Linked DNA regions of Homo sapiens: region 2 is linked to region 1. The links are chromatin loops, found by intact Hi-C in ENCODE. Cell type or tissue: transverse colon. All regions are shown on one strand. Each heading gives the region's core, and the rest is flanking DNA. Links, peaks and the distances in the headings are about the cores only.

Region 1 (6,110 bases), core at 32-5,031:
ACCCACCCCCAGAGTTGTGATTATTTTTGTATATGCCACCTAGTTCATAGTTACCCACTAGTAGGATCCAGTGATGTTTCTGCATCAGAGTGAAGGAATTTCTAAATGAGAGCAAACTCTCTGCCATGCATTGACATCGGGGTTCTATAGAAGTCGTCAGATTTCAGGTTATAAAGCAGTGTGTAATAAAAGCAAACATGGAAGGTAGCATAGAATAATACTAGTATCTATCACTGATGCAAAAGAATCTTTTTACAGTGCCTGCTCTGTGCCAGGCGTGTGTTATTTAATACAGCCCTGTGAGGTAAGTGGTCTCGTTTTTCCCATTTTACAGATGAGAAACCTGAGGCACAGTGAGGATCAGGAACTTGCCCATGGCCCATGAGCTTGGGGGTCCAGCCCAGGCTGTTTGGTCCCAGAGCCTGTGCTCTTGTCCATTATACTGGTGGTATTGCCCCTGGCATTGACAAAGTGGGAAAAGATGACTAACCTGTGTAGGGGGAGTTTAAATTTGACATAAAGTGGTGTGGGTAGTTTCTTCCAGCCCCCATGCCCGTGAGTTTAGCCAGGCCTGTTACCTGCTACCCTCTTCCCCGCCTTCCTCCACCCTGCAGAGGAGCAGAGCGTAGCCTGAGTGCCTGGGCCAGCAGGGTGAGGGAGTGGGCCAGAACCATGCAGATGTCATCCAGGACACCCTCTCGGCCAGTGTCCATAGCACTCTGACTTCACCAGGGGAGCCCTGCACAGGAGACACTCAGTTTGTTCTCAGAAATCCAGTAGCTGGGCTGACCCATCCATCTGCCCTGGCTCTCAGAAACCAGAATCACTCAGGCTGAGCCGTGGGTCCTGCAGGTCTTTCCCCTGTGGGAGGCCAGCATCTTCGCTTGCTCTCTTCTCCACCTGAAGACCAACTGTCATCTTACCAGCGAGCTCAGCTGCCAGGGTTTGTGGCTGGCGCCAGTCGTATTGTGGACATGGGCTTATGCTGAGCACAGACCAGGTGCTCCTCTGGGAGGAGTGAGACTCACGGGAACACCATCCTCCGCTTTCTCGTGAGGAGGGTGCCCCCTCCTTGAACTTACCTAAGGGACGATGGCCAGAGAATAGTGAAATGTATGCAGGTGCCACTGCTTAGTTCCTGAGAACTGTTTAGCTGTCATTTTTTTGCCCTTAAATATGCCTTTTTTTAAAGCACATTTCACTGATTTCATGTGAATCTAGGGTAAAAATGGAGTAGTAAGACCAGGCGGTGAGAGAGTGGGCTTCCGTCCACTTCAGGGCGGAAGCTGGTTAGTCCACGTGTCGGTCCTTCTGGGACCCTGCCACACAGGTGTCCCCACACCAAGGCTGGCAGAAGGAGGTTTAAATGACCACAGGCTTCGGATATCAGAAAGGCAGCTGGAAATGACACTGAGGAACAGATGGGCTATAACAGCTGCCCTTGCCACTTGGCTCTACATCCTCCTGGCTCCGAGCAGGCCCACCGTTGCTTTTCCTCCAGTAGATGGTGGGCCACGGGATAGAGCCAGAACAGAAGACTCGTCCCCCTCCACTCTTGTCTCTGGCAAATCCACCAGCTGGGAGGACCACCTTTCCTCCCTCCTGCCTCTGTGCGTGTGCGTGCACTCCATGTCGACAGCCACAGGTTTCTGCTGCAGCAGCCTCTTCCCCTGAATAGGACTGGGATTAAGCCCCAGCAGCTGGTGCACCCCACTCAGAGCACGGTTAAGGCAGCTGCCCAAACCTCTCCTCGGCTTTCTCAGGGCCTTTATTCGTTCAGGCTTTCTGGAAGTCAGCTGGCGGAGGTGAAGATGGCTTGGGCGCCCCTCCTGTGAGCTCTGTGTGAGTGGTGCTCTTTGTGATGTCAGGTGAGGAGCATTACAACTGCATCTCCGCCCTGCACAAGTCCATGCGGGGCTCAGACCAGAACGCCTCCCTCTACTGGCTGGCTCGCATGCTCGAGGGAGGAGAGGACCCACTCTACGTGGCACGGAGGCTTGTCAGGTTTGCCAGCGAGGACATAGGTGAGTGTGATGGGAGGGTCCCGGAGTCCTATGTCCATGAGGGTGGGGAAATGGCTAACAGTTACATCGTGGCTTTTTTTTTTTTTTTTTTTGCAGGGCGGGGTGGGCGGGGGTAGCAGGAAGAATGTCTCAGGGCTATGTGAGACTGGCAGGAGAAGATAAGACTTTATGCCTGAGCTCAGTCGTTTATTTCCTGGTGTATGTGCTTTTGAATGTTTATGTTCATAAAGTCACCATTTTCTGTTTCCTCTTCGGGAATGTTTTTACTAACATGAGTGGCTATTCAGAGTATTGCAATAGATGAGCTGCTTTTAAATTTGCTTTAAGTCAGGTGTTCAAGGTTTTCTTTGGACAGCTCCCAAGGTAGAAATGGAAGACTCTAGACACTATATGAAGAAAAAGATCAGGAAAGCTCTCCTCTTCTTTGGTCTTAGGGGATGTTTTGTTTTTAGTGTTTCCATCCTGGTGAATGTCTCCATAGCCTTCACTTCTTATGTTTGTTATACAGAGACTCATGTTTTTCTAGATGCAGAGTTTTTATCCACAAGGAAACAGTTCTTAACACCACACAGTAACCACTCTCAATATTTCTTGCATAAGTTCATGGGATCAGAGACTAGAGCTAAGTCAGGCTGTTTTGCTACATGGGATTGTTTTGGTCACCAAGTGTACAAGCAGTGGTGGTCTGTGGTCGCCTGCACATAGGCCAGGAGGACAGTGTGTGTCATGACTGAAACTCTCCTTTGTCTCTGTGTGTGGCAGGTCTGGCAGACCCGTCTGCGTTAACACAAGCGGTTGCTGCCTACCAAGGCTGTCATTTTATAGGCATGCCTGAATGTGAGGTAAAGTAATCAGCTCATTTCTTGCAAATCACTTCTTTTCTCTCTCGTGCTCTGTCCCTTTGTAGATTTGAATAAATGTCCCTCCTTCACCATTGGTGTATTGGACCCACTGAGTATGCTGCTTGGCTTTGGAATTCCAATTGTAGACTCTTAGACTCCTAGAGAGGGAAACCTTCTGTGTCAACGAGGTCATGTTTCAAACTGTTCTCGGGATTCCGGGGTTCAGAGCACATGCTCCATATGTTCCAGGGAGCAGAAAGGTTAAAGGAGCTGAACAGCAAAGCCTCTGCAAGTTCGCCCCCAGAGCAGCTTCATATTCATCTCTTTTATATATTGGGGGCTTAAGAAAAATTTAATGTAGTAAAAAGTCCTTCAGTTAAAAAAAAAAATGAAAACCACTCACCTGGTTTGCCTCTCGTTTCACCTCATGAGAATTTCTTCTGTCTGTCGTAGGTGGTTATCCAGACTGTAGGCGCAAAAGGGGGATAATAAAAGCATGTGGGGATCTTCTCAGAATTACCTAGAGCTGTGTATCAGAAGGGGCTCTGCAGAACAGAAGCTTGGCATCTTGCTAGTAAAATGTGTCCTCTGTGTCATTGGTAGGTGCTTCTGGCCCAGTGTGTGGTCTACTTTGCCAGAGCCCCAAAGTCCATTGAGGTGTACAGCGCCTACAACAACGTCAAAGCCTGCCTGAGGAACCACCAGGGGCCACTGCCCCCCGTGCCCCTGCACCTGAGGAACGCGCCCACTAGGCTGATGAAGGATTTGGGCTATGGCAAAGGCTACAAGTACAACCCCATGTACAGCGAGCCTGTGGATCAGGAGTACCTGCCTGAAGAGTTGAGGGGGGTAGATTTCTTCAAGCAGAGGAGGTGCTGACTCCTCAGGGCACGACAGCAGAAGGATGTTGCTTTTTTAAGGGAGGGCCAGAAAGAAAGTTAGTGGATTGCAAAGTTGGTTGCCTGGTGGAAGTTAGAACAGACCAACATTTTGTGCCAGAAATTTAAGAGTTCCATAGGTGGAGGCGCAGTTCTTTCGAATAAATGTGTAACTTTGAAATTGTGTTCATTTGCACTCGGTGCAGCGGTTATGCTTATGAAAATACCTGGCAGCTTTGTGCAATGAATTAATGTTATAAGGAATTATCTATTTTGTCATAGTATTTAAGTCATAATGTCATTTCAGAATTCAGTTCTGTAGGATTTTCTTTTCTTTAAAAAATGTATATTCTGGGTAGTTTTAATTGGTAAAAAAATGTAATTGTGATTTAATACTGCATAGTGTTTTGGGTATTTTTTTTATATGCAAAGGTCTTACGAGCCAATAAAACTATTTCAAAGTACTCTTCGATTCTGTCATGGTTTTCCTGCCTGGATGCTAGGTACCAGCGTTGTCACCATTGCATTTGGTGGGTGGATACTGGGAAGGAGAAATCACCCCAGATGGGAAGAGTGGGGAGCTTAAGTTAAGAAGTCAGTGTTATCTTGTTGAAAGTTAACTCTGATCTCTTTAAAGGAATACATAAAGGAATTCTTTAAATGGCTTGTGGAAGACTCCAGTAGTCCCATGCCCATTTTTTCCCACTTGTCCTGGTTTCTTCTTGCAGCTCCATATTTCTAAACAGTCGTTTTTCTTTTACTTTATGTGTGTCCTGAACACAAAATACGCCACTCCTTCTGCTCAGTTAAGAGTTATTTGTCCCTACTGCTACTTCCTCTCCCTCTCCTTAGTTGCATGTCGTGCATATGCCCACAAGGATGGCCCCTTCAGGTAGTCGGTTCTCCTCCTGCTGTTGCGTGATCCCTCCTGGGGTCCTCCTGCCATGTCTGGAAGGCTGCCGGCTGTTGGCCTGGGACGTCCTCTGCCTTTATTCTGAGTGAGATGCCCATTTTCTGGATGCTCCATCCCGCCTTACTGGTTTATTCCGCTATTTCAGTGCAACCCATCCTCTAGTAGTTTTATCAGGCTGGAGGGACTGTATGTTGCAGAGGCTTGGCCCGACTGGCCTCCCTCCTTCTGTCTGGAGTGGTTGCACTGCAGTGTGCAGTTGCCATCCCCAGAATCTCCCTTCATCATCACCCTGGAGCTTTCCTCTGCTTCTCCCTGCACCCCATCTGATGACAGGACTGACTGCTTTCTGGCACAGGTGGCATGTACCCTCTAGTAGCTTTATGGAGCAGGGGTGTGTGGAGGAAAAGTATTTTTAGACCTCAGGAGACTCAAAATGCTTTTATTGTACCTTCAGACGTGTCTGAGGGTTTGGCTAGTAATAAATTGTAGGTAAGAAATTACTTGTGCATTGTTTTACACTTTCCCACATTGTTGTCAAGTTTGAAGGCATCCTGATGTGTGTGGTCTTTTGTTTGTAACCTCTATCAACTTGTAGACTCTTCTGTCTTTGCTCCCCGTGTTTTAAAAGTCTGCACTGGGTACTTGTTGGGCCTTTCAATCTGGAAACTCCTTTCAGTTCTAGGGAAGTTTCTTTTTTTATTCAATAAATTTATTTATTTATGAGACCAACTCTTGCTCTTTTTCCCAGGCTGGAGGGCAATGATGCGATCTCGGCTCACTGCAACCTCCACCTCCCAGGTTCAAGCGATTCTCCTGCCTCAGCCTCCCAAGTAGTTGGGATTACAGGCGCACACCACCACACAAGGCTAATTTTTGTATTTTTAGTAGAGACGGGGGTTTCACCATGTTGGTCAGGCTGGTCTCGAACTCCTGACCTCGGGTGATCCACCCACCTCAGCCTCCCAAAGTGCTGGGATGACAGGCGTGAGCCACCGCGCCCGGCCTCAATAAATATTGAGTGCCTGTTTTATGCTGAGCATTCTTGTTGATGTTAAAACACATCAGTGAGCAGAAGAGACCAAAAATTCTGTGTTCTTAAAGCCTATGGTATGAAAAATAATATGTTAATATGCCAAATAGTGATAAGTGCTATGCTAAGGAGAAAATGAATGAAAGATTGAATATGGAAAGGGGAGGTATGGGTGCAGTTTTAGTAGAGTAGCCAAGGTGGATCTCACCAAGAAAGTGTTTGAGTCAAGACTTCAAGGAAGTGAATGTGCCTTTCAGACACCCGGGAAAGGATCATCCCAGGCAGAGGGAAAAGCAAGTGCAAAGGCGCCGAGGGAGGATGGAAGGCTGGGTGGGTTCAGCATCCAGTAAGGAGACCAGTCTAGCCGGAGGGGAGGAAAGAGTGGTAGAAGTCGAGGCCGAGGATCATGGAGCTTCAGATAAG
Region 2 (6,126 bases), core at 341-5,340, 420 kb after region 1:
GTTGACGTGAAGTTAGGGAAGGTGTGTGTGATGCCAGAGTAATGGCAGGGGAGGGAGGTTGCATTCCTTCTTCACTGCCATCAATCCGTGCTGGCCCCTGATGAGATGCCCACATTCCCCTAGAGTCTTCCATAATAAATTCCATGCTGACATACCCTGCTTTCTCCCATTGTCTAGATAATGAGGTATCTTTGGTTCTCCTGGCCTTCTCTCAGCTACCTCTGTGCTCTTCCAAGTGAAAATAGGGAAAACTCTTCAAATCTCTCCCACAATGTCCTGGAACCCAGTGAGGCTCCATGAGGCTGCCCTGGTACCTTTGAGCCTAAACATGTGTCTTGCTATTTCTACTCTACCGCTGGCACATCAAATTGGTGGGTGTCAATGTGGTTGGGTTTACCATTTCCCAGGATCCAAGATAGAAACCAGTATGCAGATTTCTGGCTTGTGAAGGTACTCCTAGTTTATCAGCTATGATGTGTTTGGCTGTAAGTAACAGAAAACCCAACTGAAAGTGACTTTAATAATAAGGGACTTGTGATCTCATACAACAAAAACATTATGGTGGTAGTTGTCAAAACATGGTCTAGTGATGCCTGGAAGTCCCTGAAACCCTTTCAAGGCACTACATGGTCAAAATCATCCATTCCATGTGCAAGTTGCAGATGAACTTTAATGTAACAGAGCAGAAGTCAGTGTTTATTTACAAAAAACTTTATTACCAAATGTGTTGTGAATAAAGTTTTATTGGCACACAGCTACACTCATTTGTTCATGCATTGTCTGTGGCTGCTTTTGTGCCACACCAGCAGAGTCCAGCAGTTGTGATAGAGACTGTATGGCCCACAAAGTGGAAAATATTTACTATCTGGCCCTTTCCAGAAAAAAAATTGCTGATCTCTGCCATAGTGTATAAATCATTTTTGGAGATAATTTCAGACTCCACATTGCAAATGACCTTTAAGGAGCTACCACTTGTTACATTCTTAGTGTAGTATCAACAAAGAATATCTACAATGACCTGGAAAGACATAAAAATACTGCTCATTTTGCTACGACATATCTGGGTGAAATTAGATTTTTTTTTTTTAATATACTTCAACCAAACCAACATACCAAAACAGATCGAATACAAGAACAGACATGAGGCTGGGCCCTGTGGCTCAGATCTGTGATTCCAGTGCTTTGGAAGGCTGAAGTGGGCGTTTGAAGCCAGGAGTTTGAAACCAGCCTTGTCCCCATCTTGACAAAGGAAAAAATAAAAATAAACAAGAGCAGACATGAGAATCCAGCTGTGTTGTATTAAGCCAGACATTAATGAGATTTGCAAAAATGTCAAACAATGCCACTTGTCGCTAAGTTATTTCTTGTTTTAGAAAGATACAATTTTTTCACAAAAATATATTTATTATTAAATTGGTTTATTTTTAATGGATTAATAAATATATATTTAAAATTTCTCTTGGTTTCAATTAATAACATAATAAATACTGATAGATATAACCCATATAAACAAAAGCTTCTTGGGGTCCTCAGTAATTTTAAGAGTGTAAAGGGGTCCTGAGACCAAACAGTTTGAGAATCGCTGGTGTAGACTTCATGCAGCTTCAGGGCTGGTTACCACACCATCTCACTGATGCTCCCCCGGACCCAGTTGTTTTGTATCTGTTTACTCTGCCATTCTCAGCATATGGACTTGCTCTCTTAGACAGCAGCACCCCCCCTACCCCACATGGTACCAAATGGACACACAGAAATGACAGAGAGAAAAAACTGCAGCAACAGTTCCTGGCATCGTAAGTTTCCAAAGGCAGAAAAGGCACTATTTCTTTTTGTCCTATTTGTCCAAAAAAGTGATTTTTCTTTCTTTCTTTTTTTTTTTTTTTGAGACGGAGTCTGGGTCTGTCGCCCAGGCTGGAGTGCAGTGGCGCGATCTCTGCTCACTGCAAGCTCCGCCTCCCAGGTTCACGCCATTCTCCTGCCTCAGCCTCCCGAGTAGCTGGGACTACGGGCGCCCGCCACCACGCCCGGCTAATTTTTTGTATTTTTAATAGAGACGGGGTTTCACCGTGTTAGCCAGGATGGTCTCGATCTCCTGACCTCGTGATCCGCCCGCCTCGGCCTCCCAAAGTGCTGGGTCTTTTTTGTTCTTTTCGAGATGGAGTTTTGCTCTTGTTGCTCAGGCTGGAGTGCAATGGTGTGATCTCGGCTCACTGCAACCTCCGCCTCCTGGGTTCAAGCGATTCTCCTGCCTGGGCCTCCCGAGTAACTGGGATTACAGGCACGCACCACCATGCCTGCTAATTTTTGTATTAGTAGAGATGGGGTTTCACCATGTTGGTTAGGCTGGTCTTAAACTCCTGACCTAGGTGATCCACCCACCTCAGCCTCCCAAAGTGTTGGATTACAGGCGTGAGCCACTGCGCCTGGCCCCACTGATTTTTCAAAAGCAAGGAAAACCTTTTCCAGAACCAGTGTGCTATTTATTTTTACAATAACCCCAAAAAAGGCCTTATTAAGAAGGGTGTATAGGAGTAACTGATACAGGCTGGGTGCGGCTCACACCTGTAATCCTGGTACTTTGAGAGGCTGAGGTGCATGGATTGGTTGAGCTCAGCCTGGGCAACATACTGAAACCCTGTCTCTACAAAAAATACAAAAATTAGGCATGCTAATGCATGCCTATAGTTCCAGCTACTTGGGAGTCTGATGTGGGAGAATTGCTTGAGCCTGGGAGGTTGAGACTGCAGTGAACTGTGATTGCACCACTGCACTCCAGCCTGGGTGACAGAGCAAGACCCTGTCTCAAAAAAGGAGGAGAAGGAGAAACCAGATCGACTATAAATGACTAGAGAACTGGACAAAATACATGAAACAACTGGTTTTGGTCTTCGGAAAATAGAAACATAATGACTGTAATCTCTGAAGAAGGGAAACAATGAGGTGAGCCTGCAATCACTCCACCATTCTGCCTGAGGAACTTTCTAAGCCATGTACAGAGAAAAGGAATCCAAGTGGAGCACAGCAGTCTTGTTGAGCTGAGGAGACAGAAACAGGTGTTTGAAGGCTGAGGGGGTTGAGTTTTTAGAGATATGCAAATAAATAGCTCCATAAATATGCATAGTACCCTTGAAGATTTTGGCTGAATGCTAGGTTGTGATGTCCAGGTGAGATTCTACAAGCTGTGCAAAGAACAACTACGAGGGAAAGAGCAGCTCCTGGGTAGTTGTAGCTTGCACAATGCTGCAGACATTTGAGCTCTGGCAGTTACGTGGGGCTATCTTAATGAACACCCAGGACATTCATTAGAAACCACAGAGAGATCAGCCCTCAAGAATGTAAGTAAAGTAGTGCTAGCATAGAGATGACGGTAGATCCACTCTAGCAGAGCTTAAAAATGAGCCACAGAAGGATCATACTGATAAAACTATGCGTGCAGTAAATTAACTGCCTGCAAGAACCAAGTTCAATGCTCGTTAAAAGAAGACAACAACATTCAGATGTTCAACAATGAAACATTCAAAACGTCCACCATTCAATCCAAAGATGCTAGACATGCCAAAAAGTAGGAAAATCTGACCCATAATCAGGAGAAAAATCAAGTCAGTAGAAAAACAACCAGAAATGATGGGGGAAAAATGTAATTATCAGACAAAAATTTTTAAACAGCTAACATAAATATACTAAAGAATTCAAAGTAAAACTTGAACACAATGAGGAGATAAATGGTAGACATAAAAATAATCAATATTATGGTATGTTAATTATATCTCAACTAAAAATAAAAAAGATGAAAATTCTAGAGCTGAGACCGGGCGCAGTGGCTCACACCTGTAATTATAGCACTTTGGGAGGCCCAGGCTGGTGGATCACTTGAGGTCAGGAGTTCAAGACCAGCCTGGCCAACATGGGGAAACCCCATCTCTACTAAAAATACAAAAATTAGCCAGGCGTGGTGGCACACGCCTGTAATCCCAGCTACTCAGGAGGCTGAGGCAGAAGAATCACTTGAACTCAGGAGGTGAAGGTTGCAGTGAGCCGAGATTATGCTACTGTACTCCAGCCTGGGCAACAGAGTGAGTGAGACTCCATCTTAAAAAAAAAAAAAAAAAAAAAAAAAAAATTCTAGAGCTGAAAACACAATATCTGAAATGAAAATTTTGCTAGATGGTCCTAACAGAGTACTGGACACTGGAGAAAAGTGAAGTTAAAGACATGAAAATATAAATGATCAAATTGAAAGACAGAAAGAGGAAAGAGACTTTTAAAAATGAACATACTTTCAGTTCTCTATGAGACAATCTCAACCATACATATAATTAGAATCCCAAGAGAGAGAGGCAGAAAATGTATGAAAAAACTGTGGCTAAAATTTTTTCCAGTTTTGATGATAAATATCAATTCATAGGTCCAAAAATCTCAACAAAGCCTAGCAGGATAGACAGAAAACAACAGCAACAAACTACATCAAGGCAACATACTCATAGCCATATTGATGAAAACTAGTGGTAAAATCAGGCTATGAATGTCTGCTGAATTCTTACCACAGACCCGGCAAACAAGGGGGCAATGAATCAACATCTAGAAATGCTGAAATCAAGCCCACCTAAAAGTCTCAATCCAGTCACAATGGTCTTCAAAAAGGAAGGTGAAATAGACGTTTGAAGATAATCATGACTTAATTTATCGCCAGCAGATCTTACTACAATAAATGTTAAAGGAACTTCTTCAGGCTAAAGAAAAATGAAACCAGAGTAAAACTCAGATCTACACAAAATAGCAAAGATCACTGGAAATGGTAAATATGTGGGTAGATTTTAAAGTGAGCGTGAGGAGAAAAGGGAGTAAAATATACATCTTCAGGCACACCCACCCTCCAAATAGGGTCTAGATCAAATTTGAAGAGCCTAGCTGACACCTCAGCAACTCCAGACTTGCCACCGTGGCTGGCGGTGCTAACATAACTTCCAAGGCTGGAGTCGAGGCTGGCAAGCCCTCCAGGGACCCAGAGATTACCAAAGATGCAGTCGTAGTTCCTAGGCCCTGGAGTCTCTGGATAACGTCTGGACTACAGGCTGCACTGTCTTCTCCATGGTCTGCCTGACAATGGCTTGACCTTGACTCTGGCTCTTATTTCTTTTCTTTCTTTCTTTTTTTTTTTTTTTCTTTTCTGAGATGGAGTGTTGCTCTTGTTCCCCAGGCTGGAGTGTAGTGTTGCGATCTTGGCTCACCACAACCTCCGCCTCCCAGGTTCAAGTGATTCTCCTGCCTCAGCCTCCTGAGTAGCTGGGATTACAGGCATGTGCCACCATGCCTGGCTAATTTTGTATTTTTAGTAGCCCAAAGTGCTGGGATTACAGGCATGAGCCACCGTGCCCGGCCTTTTTTTTTGATGGAGCCTTGCTCTTGTTGCCCAGTTAGAGTGCAATGGTGGGATTTTGGCTTGCTGCAACCTCTGCCTCCTGGGTTCAAGCAATTCTCCTGCCTCAGCCTTCCAAATAGCTGGGATTACAGGCACCTGCTACCAAGCCCAGCTAATTTTTGTGTTTTTAGTAGGGAAGGGGTTTCACCATGTTGGCCAGGGTGGTCTCGAACTCCTGACCTCAGGTGATCCACCTGCCTTGGCCTCCCAAAGTGCTGGGATTACAGGCGTGAGCCACCATGACCCGCCTCTGGCTCTTATTTTAATCAGATTTGGGAGTCCACAAATCCATTCCTGCCCTGTCCCCTAACTTAGAGGCTAGTCCAGAGGTTCTTGCTTGGTGACATATAGAGGAAGGAGAGAAGCACCAGCCAGTCTTCCCATACTGCCAGTGTTTAGGCCCTATGGGGATTACAACATTGTGTTCAATTCTTTCCTTAGGCAGCTTTCACTCCACATTGCGTCATGTCTGCTATGCACACTATGAGCTTCAGACTATTGGGTTTCACTTTTTTCCTTAAGTTGGCCACCGTGGGAGTCTTAAGAAAATGTGTTGTGTTAATGAAGCATATGCTGAATGTGCTAGCCCAGCGCAGCCACCACGATGATTCACACATGACCTAGAAAACTGATTGAACCAGTTAGTCTCCCTGATTTCAGTTCCTGGCCCTTCTTGTCTGTCCTTCCCATCATCACCAGATTTTCCT

Evidence for each region. Peaks named below come from ENCODE experiments on the same cell type or tissue, not always from the same donor. Only the 100,000 strongest peaks of a DNase experiment are listed, where the experiment ranks them.
Region 2: a loop joins it to region 1, with 14 times the contacts of the local background. A loop is called at or near these places in 1 of 110 quality-filtered maps.

What each region holds. Positions count from the first base shown.
Region 1 is chr6:2,781,538-2,787,647 of GRCh38, forward strand. It overlaps WRNIP1 (WRN helicase interacting protein 1), which reads left to right. Exons shown (of 7, transcript NM_020135.3): 5 at 1,869-2,024; 6 at 2,787-2,866; 7 at 3,470-5,415. The coding sequence ends at 3,745. Among named protein-coding and RNA genes, the nearest start is that of WRNIP1, 19 kb to the left of the region's middle. In transverse colon, for the core only: a CTCF peak has its summit at 1,955 (motif pointing left); a DNase peak (open chromatin) is centred at 1,984; H3K27ac peaks cover 1,332 bases.
Region 2 is chr6:3,200,150-3,206,275 of GRCh38, forward strand. No RefSeq gene overlaps it. Among named protein-coding and RNA genes, the nearest start is that of LINC02525, 7.4 kb to the left of the region's middle. In transverse colon, for the core only: no CTCF peak of the experiment used is centred there; no DNase peak of the experiment used is centred there.